Linked DNA regions of Mus musculus: region 2 is linked to region 1. Evidence: chromatin loops called from intact Hi-C (ENCODE). Cell type or tissue: left cerebral cortex. All regions are shown on one strand.

Region 1 (5,000 bases):
AATCAAGGTGATATGCACAAAGTGGACCATGTGTGTCTGTCAGTGCCTGCAGGCAGGAGTCAGCATGCAGGTTTCCACTCCTGAAGTCAGGTCTCTGGAACCACAGTCCCAGACCCCATCCTGCTGTGCACACAGACAGGCCTTGGTCCCAGCTGGTACTGCAGCTAGCCTGGGGGATTGAGCTTCTTTCCAGTGCTTATCCAGAGAGACCCCAGGGACCTGTCTATGTTTACATATGACACTAAGCTCCCCTAGGGGGGGAAAGAAAGCCAACAGGGTTGAGCAGCAACAAGGACTTCCAGGCTGCCAGGAATGAGCAGCAAAGTTGCAAATACCTTCATGAAGGGAAGATACTGGCTATGACTAGGTGCTGAGACCATTGGCTCCCAATGCAACTGCACAGGCATCCTTGGATGTCAATGTTCCTTCCAGTATGGACAGTGGACCGGGCTGATCTGATCCTGAGCCAGATGTCATCCCACAGAGCATCGGCAGCACAAGAGAGAGCTGTGGCCAGACTTGAAGCACATCCTCTGTTCCTAGCTCTGTGCCTTCAAGAAGTCACTGGCCACAGGATTGTCAGGGACCACTACAGGGCTGAGTAGTGTCATCTCTTGAGGATACACTTAAACATATTGTGATTCTATAAAAAATAAAGGATAAGGGGACATGACCAGTCTTTGAGTCATACATATGATATGAGGAGGGGTCATGGGACTAGATCATTACCTTCCAGTTCCACATCCAATATGGCTTTCATACCAAGTTTCAAACAAAAGCAGGAGTTGGCTTTCCTAGCAGAGAGGAAGCTTACAGGATTCACTGCTGTGAAGTGAAGGATTAGGCATGAATTACTTTCCTTGTGATAAAATACTTGATCGAAGTAACTCAAGGAAAGCTGTGTTTTGGCTCCTGATTCAAGGGCACAAAGGGACAAAGCTGTGGCCCTGGCAGCTAGGAGGGATTGGCCATGCCGCATCTGCAGGTAAGGATGCTGGCCCTCACCCTTGACTCCCTTCTTTTCAGTCCAGGACCTTAGACTGTGGAATGTTGTCACCCACATTTCTCATAGCTCAGTCTGCCAAGGCAGACACTGGCACTAGAAGGGAAAGGGAAATTGCAGGTCAGACCTCTCACCTCAGTACAACCTAGAAACTCAAACATGTTACTGTGGTGATTCTAAACCCCATCAAGTTGATTATCATCACAATGCCCAAAGGCAAATAAAAAGTGGGTTCTGTCTACACCAAGCAGACAGTATGAACTAGTGCAAGATAAAAAGTGGGTCCTGTCTACATCCAGGCAGACAGTATGAACTAGTGCAAGATAAAAAGTGGGTCCTGGCCAGATGGTAGTGGCGCACGCCTTTGATCCCAGCACTCGGGAGGCAGAGGCAGGTGGATTTCTGAGTTCAAGGCCAGCCTGGTCTACAAAGTGAGTTCTAGGACAGCCAAGGCTATACAGAAAAACCCTGTCTCGAAAAACAAAACAAAACAAAACAAAACAAAACAAAAGACAAGTTGTTTTATTGTTTTAATTTTTTCAATATTTATTTCCATGTATGAGTTTTGCCCACCAGGATGAGCATGAATCTCATTATGTGCATAAGTGTTCTCAATCACTGAGCCATTGCCCCAGTTTCTCTAGTGTTTTGAGACAAGATCTTACGATGTAGCCCTGATTAGCCTGAAACTCTCTGGAGACTAGGCTACCTTCAAACTCAGAGATCTCCCTATTCCTGCCTCCCAAATACTGGAATTAAAAGCATGTGCTACCACACTAAGCAACGATGTTTTTAGCCAGTCTCTGAAACATTTATTTATAGAACTTCAAATTAGTTTCCATAGCACATATGCCTTTAAAAAGTCTTCAAAGCTGGATATGGAGGCAGAGCCTGGTGAGGCTCTATACAAGCTCCAGGACAGCCAGGGCTACCCAGAGAAACCCTGTCTCAAAACCAAATAAACAGATCCACCTGCTTCTGCTTCCCAAGGGCTGGGAGTGAGGTGTGAGCCACCCCACTCAGCCCTTGCTTGTCTTTTTCTATTTTTTGTTTTGTTTGAGACAGGGTCTCTCTATTATGCATTATGGCATTTAAAAAAAGATTTATTTAAGTATCTGAGTGTCCTATCTGTATGTACACCTGCATGCTAGGAGATGGCATCAGATCCCATTACAGATGGTTATAAGCCATCATGTGGTTGGTGGGAATTGATTTCAGGACCTCTGGAAGAGCAGTCAGTGCTCTTAACCCCTGAGCCATCTCTCCAGCCCCTGTTGTTTTGTTTTTTGAGACAGGGTTTCTACGTATAGCAGCCCTGGCTGTCTGAAACTCACTCTGGACCAGGCTGACTTTGAACCTTGAGAAAAGAAAGAAGGGAGCATAGAGTACTTACCAAGGCTCAAATGCCCTCAATTGCGGCCAGCAATTCATGTGTCTTCCAGCAAACTGGGGCTACAGATACCCTGGGTCCCCGGAAATCCTAGCTTGGTGGCCCTTAGCCATCTTGGCCTCCATAGGTTAGCAACATGCTGGGATAAGTAAGGCTCAGACTCTTGGAAGAAAAGAAAGAAGGGTCCAAAGATTCAGTTCTCACAATCTTTCTGCTAATTCTCAAAATAGTAAAAGCCAGGAAGCTCAGCTTTCAGAGCTCAGCAGCTTGATGGTACACTTGATTTATAAAGCCCAGGATATTTAGCAACAAATTTTTTTTTTTTTTTTTTTTGGTGTTTTTGAGACAGGGTTTCTCTGTGTAGTCCTGGCTGTCCTGGAACTCACTTTGTAGACCAGGCTGGCCTTGAACTCAGAAATCCAACTGCCTCTGCCTCCCGAGTGCTGGGATCAAAGGCGTGCGCCACCACACCCGGCTTAGCAACAAATTTTTATCAACACCTCTGAGTAAATCATGCTTTAGATTTAATTTATGTTAAAACTTACATACGTGGGCTGGAGAGATGGCTCAGTGGTTAAGAGCACCGACTGCTCTTCCAAAGACAATGAGATCTGATGCCCTCTTCTGGTGCATCTGAAGACAGCTACAGTGTACTTAGATATAATAATAAATAAATCTTAAAAAAAAAAACTTACACATGTGCCAAATTAAATTACATACTTACATACATGCCAAATTAAATTACTTTGAACATTAGGGGAAAAGCAGGGGAGAAGCTGTTAGCCCAGCTTCTTCGGTCCTCACCAGCCATCTGGGGTGACCCCAGATTTCTAGGGTTTCTAGGGTGTCCGTGCTGTTCTGGACCAAAAACTCTATTAGCCTCTCTAATCACAGACACCATTAATCTTCACAGAATGGTACATGCTCCCTGTGTGAGCATTACTACATCATCACAGGGCCCTTTCCCTACAAGAACCGGCTGAAGTCCCTGGACCACTGCTCTTCTGACCCACTGAGATGGTTAATCTTGGTTGTCAACTTGATTGGATTCAGAATTAACGCACCTCGGGGCACACCGGTGAGGGAGCTTTGTGATTAAGTGTGAAGGCCCAACCTGAACCTGACCAGCACTTCCCAGTGTCTTTGTAGGCAGTGCGAGATTTGCTTTTGTGGCTTTTCTCTCACTAGTCCGTCTACCTTTTTGCTGCCATCTTTCACTGACATCAGGGCCCAGCTTCTTCAGCCTTCCAACTAGTGCTGAAGACCAGGAACCCGCCATGATTTCAGCACCAGATTAAGACTACAAGGACATGTAGTTTCTTAGAAAGCTACTGGCTCTCAGCCTTTCTAGTGTGAATAACCCAGACTGGATGATGTAAGTGAGGGTCATCGTTTATTTGTTCCGTTCCACCAGAGAACAGCTAGCATCCACTTACCACTCATGTCTGACCACAGCAGACACAACAGCAATGCAAGAAAATCAGCTTATCCCTAATATCCTATACATTAAATAATCTTAAATCCAACAAGGGTACCAGACCAAACTGTCTAGATCTGCTAACCCCACCCCAAAAAATGAATACCTCAGGAAAGCAGACTTCAGAAGCAGGCTCCTCTTCCTGACTGTCCCACAGGACACACCCAGCTCCTTGGACCGAGATAATCTCTTCTCTCCATCTCTCCGGGATCACCAAAGTGCACATTGGCCACTTTCCTATCTTTCACAGCAATATGTAATCCAAATCTAAGTCACCTTTGTACCTTCCTCCTGAAGCTCACCTTAGCTCTGTTCCTCTTTCTTCGTTCCTGCCTCAAATCTACTTAGATAACCGCGGGGATTGTGTGCATATCCCTTTCTTCCGCAAATAACGGAGCAAGAATGTGCTAGGCAAACCGGGCGGTGGCGCTCGTCTTTAATCCCAGCAGTTGGGAGGCAGAGGCAGGCAGATTTCTGAGTTCTAGGCCAGCCTAGCCTGGTCTACAGAGTGAGTTCCAGGACAGCCAGGGCTACAAAACAAACAAACAAACAAACAAAAGAATGTGTTGGCAAAGTCGGGAGGCGGGGCACTACGGCGGGTGCTACTCTTTAGCCTCGTGCAGAGACCAGATCCTCTATGTCCTTGCTAAGAAGTTACTGACGTAACCCCGGTATAGACTAGCGTGCCTCTTCTTCTCCCAGCGATCCTGAACGCCTTTGCTGTTCCTTCTGCCCCACGCATTCTTGTCAGAAATGTCTCCTGGGAGAAACCTCCTTCAACATTTCCTCAAACTTTTTTCCTTTCTGGCCTCATCGGCCGCCCGCTACACCCAGTCAGCTGTATCCCACCAGCACAGAGACCATATCTATGCAATCACCACTAACTACCAGAGACTTGACCATAGGAACTCACCGTCCGTACCAGCCTGTCCCTTTACTACAATAACGCGGCCTCAGCAGGGTGCCTTAGATCCTAATGACAGCAGAGGCAACCCGAGTAGCTCCATCCACACAGATCCGGTAGGCGCCAAAGAGCACAAACCTCTGGTGCCGGTCAGCCAATCATCGCGCGCTTCAGAATGAGCAAAACAAGTCCAGGAAACTTTAGACCAGTCGGGGAGGGGGGGCGG
Region 2 (5,000 bases), 240 kb before region 1:
GTGCATTTCTTGGGCCCTACTGAAAGCCAAGTCCATGCTGAGCTGTATCACGTAGTACAGAAAGTGTGTGTTCCAAGGGCTCACACTTCTGAGGCATGCTTGAAAACACCAAGAATACAGGTTGCCGTGCAGTACTTTAAAGGTGAGATCTCAACACAACTCTGTACCCCAAAAGGTGATACTCCAAGAAAGGTGAGTGAGTCAGGTCCTTCCCCAAAGTATAGATCATGGAGCTGAGGATGGGTGACAAGAAGATAGAGGATGGAAAACAGGGACACTGTCGGAGATCAGGGCAAAAGGAGGAAAAAAATTTAGCCCAGGCCCAGACAGTAGCAGCTACCCAGAAGAGCAAGCATGATAGGCTGCAGAAGGGAGACCTGCTGAGAATGCTAATTTAATACAGCATGGTCTGGAGGCACTTCCAGGAAATCAACAAATACAGGGAGGAAGTCACAGAAAATACAGAAAAGAAGTAACTGGCAGTTTCATGGAGAACATGATGAGGAAAGAACAGGATATTTGTCATAAGGGAAAAAAAGGGAAGTTAGATTGTTAGCATGAAACGGAGGCCTCAAGGATGCGTTAAAGAACAATGGTCTGAAAACTTGGTTAGTTAAGTCCAAGGGAGACCAAGGGTCAGTCACTGAGACGAAGCTTGGAATTCTCCCAGCAGCAACATCAGAGGCTGGAAGGATTTCTTTACGTAATGGGAGGACAAGACATTGTACAGAATAGCATGCCTAAAAGGAAAAAAAAGAAGTCAGAAGGTGATTCAGCTGGACAAGTAAGAGGCTAACCCCCACAGGACTGTGAGACGCTGGTGTGAAGGATCAGACAAGGAAAGCCGAGGTCAGCTTGCAATAGTGCAGACACACCTGTTGGCCAGCTTTAGCACATGCAAGGTCTTCATACAAGAGATCCTAGAAGCTGGGTGCAGAAAAAGAACTGTGGAGAAATTTGGAGTTGCAGGAGCCATCGTGACAACCAGAGCATGACACCCACATGGTCAGGGATATATTGCTGTGTTCCCTGAGACTCCTCCACTATCTGGGAAACAGTATGGACTCAAGAAAGATTTGCTGGATTAATTTATGAATGAGTGACAAAAATTAATCATAGGTGGCTAAAACAGGGGAACCTATGGACACATTATTCTGGGTGCAAAGAGCAGAAAAACATGCTTGGCAGCTTTCTCTAAGGAGACCTGAAGTGTGGGGAGAAGAGTCGTGGTGGGAGAGGAGGGAAGGAGAAGTCCAGGCCACATCTCCCACCACAAATGACCACTTACTCTAATGCTGTGGGTACAGCAGGGCTCTCTCAGCAGCACCTGACAGGTCCAGGCAGGGGAGGTCACCACTGACAGACAACCCTCTACCCCAATCTGCACCCTACAGGTGTTTACAGTCAACAGACACTGTTTGGAGTCCAAACTCACCAAGTACCTGCACAGAGAACCAGCCTCTCCATTTGCCAGGTAGGGTGGGGCAGGGCGAGGTCAGTTAAGCCAAAGACCAGACCTTCCAGGGGAGGCCCAGGCCAGACCAGTCCCCGGCCAGGGGCTGTGACTTACCTCCCTCAATCCCACATTCTTGGGTCTGGCCCAAAGCTTTTCTCCCAGGAAGGCCAATTTTCACTAAAATTTGACACTGAAGAATTGTCAAGGCCCAACTTCAAAAGCAAGATGCCATCAAGAACCTTGCTAGGCTTTTCCTTTTCTGGGCACGGAAGCGTCGCCCAGTTCCAGCCCCTCACCCCCCTAGAAGAGGAAGGTCATTCATTCACTCATCCATTCATTAGGTCCAGGGCTGAAGATCAAAGATGTAATCGTGTAAATGCAGGCACTCTAATGCCGCCCTCCCACCCACCTCAAAGCCCAGATCCCCAGCAGCCATCCACTAAAGTGCTCCTACCTAGGCCAAACCCACTTCCATAAGCTCTAACCGGAGTCCTTGCAGGTTCCCAGGACCAACCCCTCAGTCCAGTTTTCCTAACCAACCCACACCGATGACTGAACTATTGGGAAACCGAGACAAGCCTCAACCGGAAACACCTGCCTCACCCAGGGTAGAGACCCACCTGACCCCGGGCAGCTGGGCCGCCATAAAAGCAGGGCTTGTGAACCTTAGCGGGGACCCAGGCTCCCTCCAGCCAAGAGGCCAGGGACTCCCGTCCTGGGCCTGCCCCCGCCTACGGACTGGCGCCTTTCAAGATGTGATGTCACACCTGCCTGCAGAATGCGAGGGGGCACAGCATCGCGCGCCGCCCCCCGCGCCCCCCACCCCACCCTCATTCCTACTTCCCAGGACTAAGATGGCAGCCACACTGCCGCCCCACCCCCACAGAAGCGAGGCACAGGAGGCGGGCTGATAAGACCCGCAGCCGGATCAAGCCCCGTGCTCCACAAATCCATCAGTCCCCACCACCCCCCCAAACCTGCGCCCGTAAGGCCCGACACCCACATAGCTGGGAATGACGTCAGAGTGACGTCACGCCCAACCCCCAGTGAGCAGCGGTCTAGAGTCCCGCATCGCTTCGGCATCCCCTGCTCCTCCTGCAGCGATGCTCACCGCTGAAGACCATGGCGGACGAGGCGCCCATGACACCGAAAAACGAAGAATATTCGGGGTTGTTCTTGATGTCAGCCATGTCTGCAAGCAGGGAAAAGACAAGCTCAGCGGGCGGCGGCGAGCTAGGACAACGGGACAGCGAGCGAGGAGGCAAGCGAAGATCGTCGAGGCAGCGGATGGGAAGGCGACCCCGCCAGTCAGGCGCTGCGCTCTAAATACCAGCACCGCAAAGCAAGATGGCGGCCGCGCTCGCGTCACATGATCTGTCCCCGCCCCCACGGGCTGTACCACTTTGCGCCGGTGGGGGAGCGAGGCTCCAGGCTCGCCGGCAGCCCTTGGACAATTTATGGGCCCTGGCACCAGTCCTCGGGGCCCGGGGCCCAACGCTCAGCCTTGCCTGGGTCTTCGCTGGCCCGCGGCTCCACGCAGTCGTCTTCTCGAACCCTACGGGTTTTGGGATCATCGGTCCCCCGGGGCGGAGCCGTAGCGCTCATATTAGCATACAGGGTGGAGCGAACGCTAGCCCACCTTCACTGCGGCTGCGCAGAACTCACCGGTGTTCGAGTACCCGTGTTCGTTTTCCCTGTGTTCACTGCTCACGGACCTCAGGCACTCCTGCTGCATAAGACTCAGGTTAAAGTAGTGACATCTAGCAGCACTACAGAACTTATAACAGAAGAAATCCCTCGTGTTGGGCTTCGCTGTCTCCGCCAACCCCCAGGAATACCACGCCCCACCTCTCCGGGCTTTAAAGTGCAACAGCCCTAGGTGTTCTGTAGTCACCTTCTTCCATACCTAGGCTCCTGCAGATTCAGGCCCACCGTATTCCCTTTAATTCCGGTGGTGGTTGTGGGTCCCTCACCTGACCCCCTCTTGTATAGCTGTCTGCCCACAAAGACGTAGGCATGGCTGTTTTTCTATTTATTTTTCTACTTTATTTTTGAAACGGGGTTTCACTGTGAAGTTCTGGTTAAGCTGGAATTTGCCATGTAGACCAGTTCCGTCTTGTCTGCCTCTTGAGTGCAGGGGGTTAAAAGCACCCTGCTTGATGGGCTTTCAGCATTGACACCTGTGAAAGGTAACCCAGATTTCTGAAAGTCTCAGAAAGACCTGATTGCCCTTCTAGCACCCATGCAAGGCCTACCTGTGCCAGGCCTCCTTTCTAGACCACTGATGGAGGACTGGTTTCCCCAGCAATGGAGTGGCTAAGGCTACCTCTGCCCTCCAGATACCCTTGTAGCAGCTTACGCACCCCAGCTGCCTGCCTTCCTTCTACCTATCAACTCAGGCTGCCTAGTTTCCTTTACCCTTCCCTCCTGAGCAGCCACGACCTAGCCTAGACCTCCCTTGAAACTCAAGGTCACATTCTAAGACCAGTGGGTTCTCCAAGTGGTCTCAATGCTAATACCTCAACTTCTCCATGCAGGCAATAGAGACACCTTCCCATCCTGCTACCTTCTCAGTCCTACATTTCACAGCAGAAAACTCCCTGTGTCCCCTTCCCACCTTGGCTGAATCCAGTCTACCACCCTTTAAACTGGCCCGTAGAAGAGCCTTTGTCTTGTTTCAGAGAGGACGTTACTGAGAGCAGCTTTAGCCCTTCCTCCACCCTCTCTTGCTCCATTCTGACTTTTGAAAAGAGGAATCTTCACTCTTGCCCCCACGCCTTCACCCTGTCTCTCTCCAACTCCTTGCCCTTGCCAAGGTCACACTTCCTTTCTAAGCCAGCACACAGGGCCTCGGTACTGCTATCTCCAGTGCTTCCTCCCTCTCCCCCTCTCTTTCTCCTGTGTGCCTAGAGCCTGAAGAAGTCAGAAGAGCTCGTCAGATCCCCTAGAGCTAGAGTTAGTAATGCCTGTGAGATGCCAGGTAGGTGCTGGGAATTGGACAGAAGTCCTCTACAAGAGCAGTGAGTGTTCTTAACCACAGAACCTTGCTTTAGTCCCCATGGGTTTTTTGTTGTTGTTGTTGGTGGTGGTGGTGGTGGTTTTGGTTTTTGGTTTTTCGAGACAGGGTTTCTGTGTGTAGACCAGGCTCGCCTGGAACTCAGAAATCCGCCTGCCTCTGCCTCCCAAGTGCTGGGATTACCATGCCCGGCCCTTGGTTTGTTTTCTATTCAGCACTTAATATCCCACAATTCTTTGCTGCTTAATCATGTGCTAGGTAGGTCCTTCTTGGTGCGCTTCCCTTTGCTGTCTGCTATCCTCCAGCACCAGTTCCCAGGTCTCCTTACTTACTACTCAGAACCCATTTTCCCACAGGAAGTCCTCCTGACATCCCCCATGTTTCTCCTCTCCCTCCCCTAAGTGTCCCCCTCTGGCCCTTGCATCGAAGGTTGTTGTGACTTTTTTTTTTTTTCAGACATCCAGTAGGGTGCCCAGATCTGGCCACCCTAGTAACAGAGCTAAGCACCTAACTATATGTCAGGGCCTA

The links. Peaks named below come from ENCODE experiments on the same cell type or tissue, not always from the same donor. Only the 100,000 strongest peaks of a DNase experiment are listed, where the experiment ranks them.
Region 2: it touches region 1 in a loop (2.2-fold over the local background); 2 of 42 quality-filtered maps call a loop at or near these places.

The regions. Positions count from the first base shown.
Region 1 is chr17:24,409,529-24,414,528 of GRCm38, forward strand. Abca3 (ATP-binding cassette, sub-family A (ABC1), member 3) reads left to right here. Exons shown (of 33, transcript NM_013855.3): 33 at 1-676. D330041H03Rik (RIKEN cDNA D330041H03 gene) reads right to left here and starts at 4,985. Exons shown (of 6, transcript NR_033554.1): 1 at 4,784-4,985; 2 at 4,173-4,400; 3 at 2,939-3,046; 4 at 2,397-2,555; 5 at 730-825; 6 at 1-643. In left cerebral cortex, CTCF peaks have their summits at 3,018 (motif pointing left) and 4,914; DNase peaks (open chromatin) are centred at 1,881 and 2,897; H3K4me3 peaks cover 787 bases; H3K27ac peaks cover 518 bases.
Region 2 is chr17:24,166,639-24,171,638 of GRCm38, forward strand. Atp6v0c (ATPase, H+ transporting, lysosomal V0 subunit C) reads right to left here and starts at 2,812. Exons shown (of 3, transcript NM_009729.4): 1 at 2,568-2,812. The coding sequence starts at 2,646. In left cerebral cortex, a CTCF peak has its summit at 2,870; DNase peaks (open chromatin) are centred at 1,003, 2,136, 2,496, 2,846 and 2 more places; H3K4me3 peaks cover 3,712 bases; H3K27ac peaks cover 2,536 bases.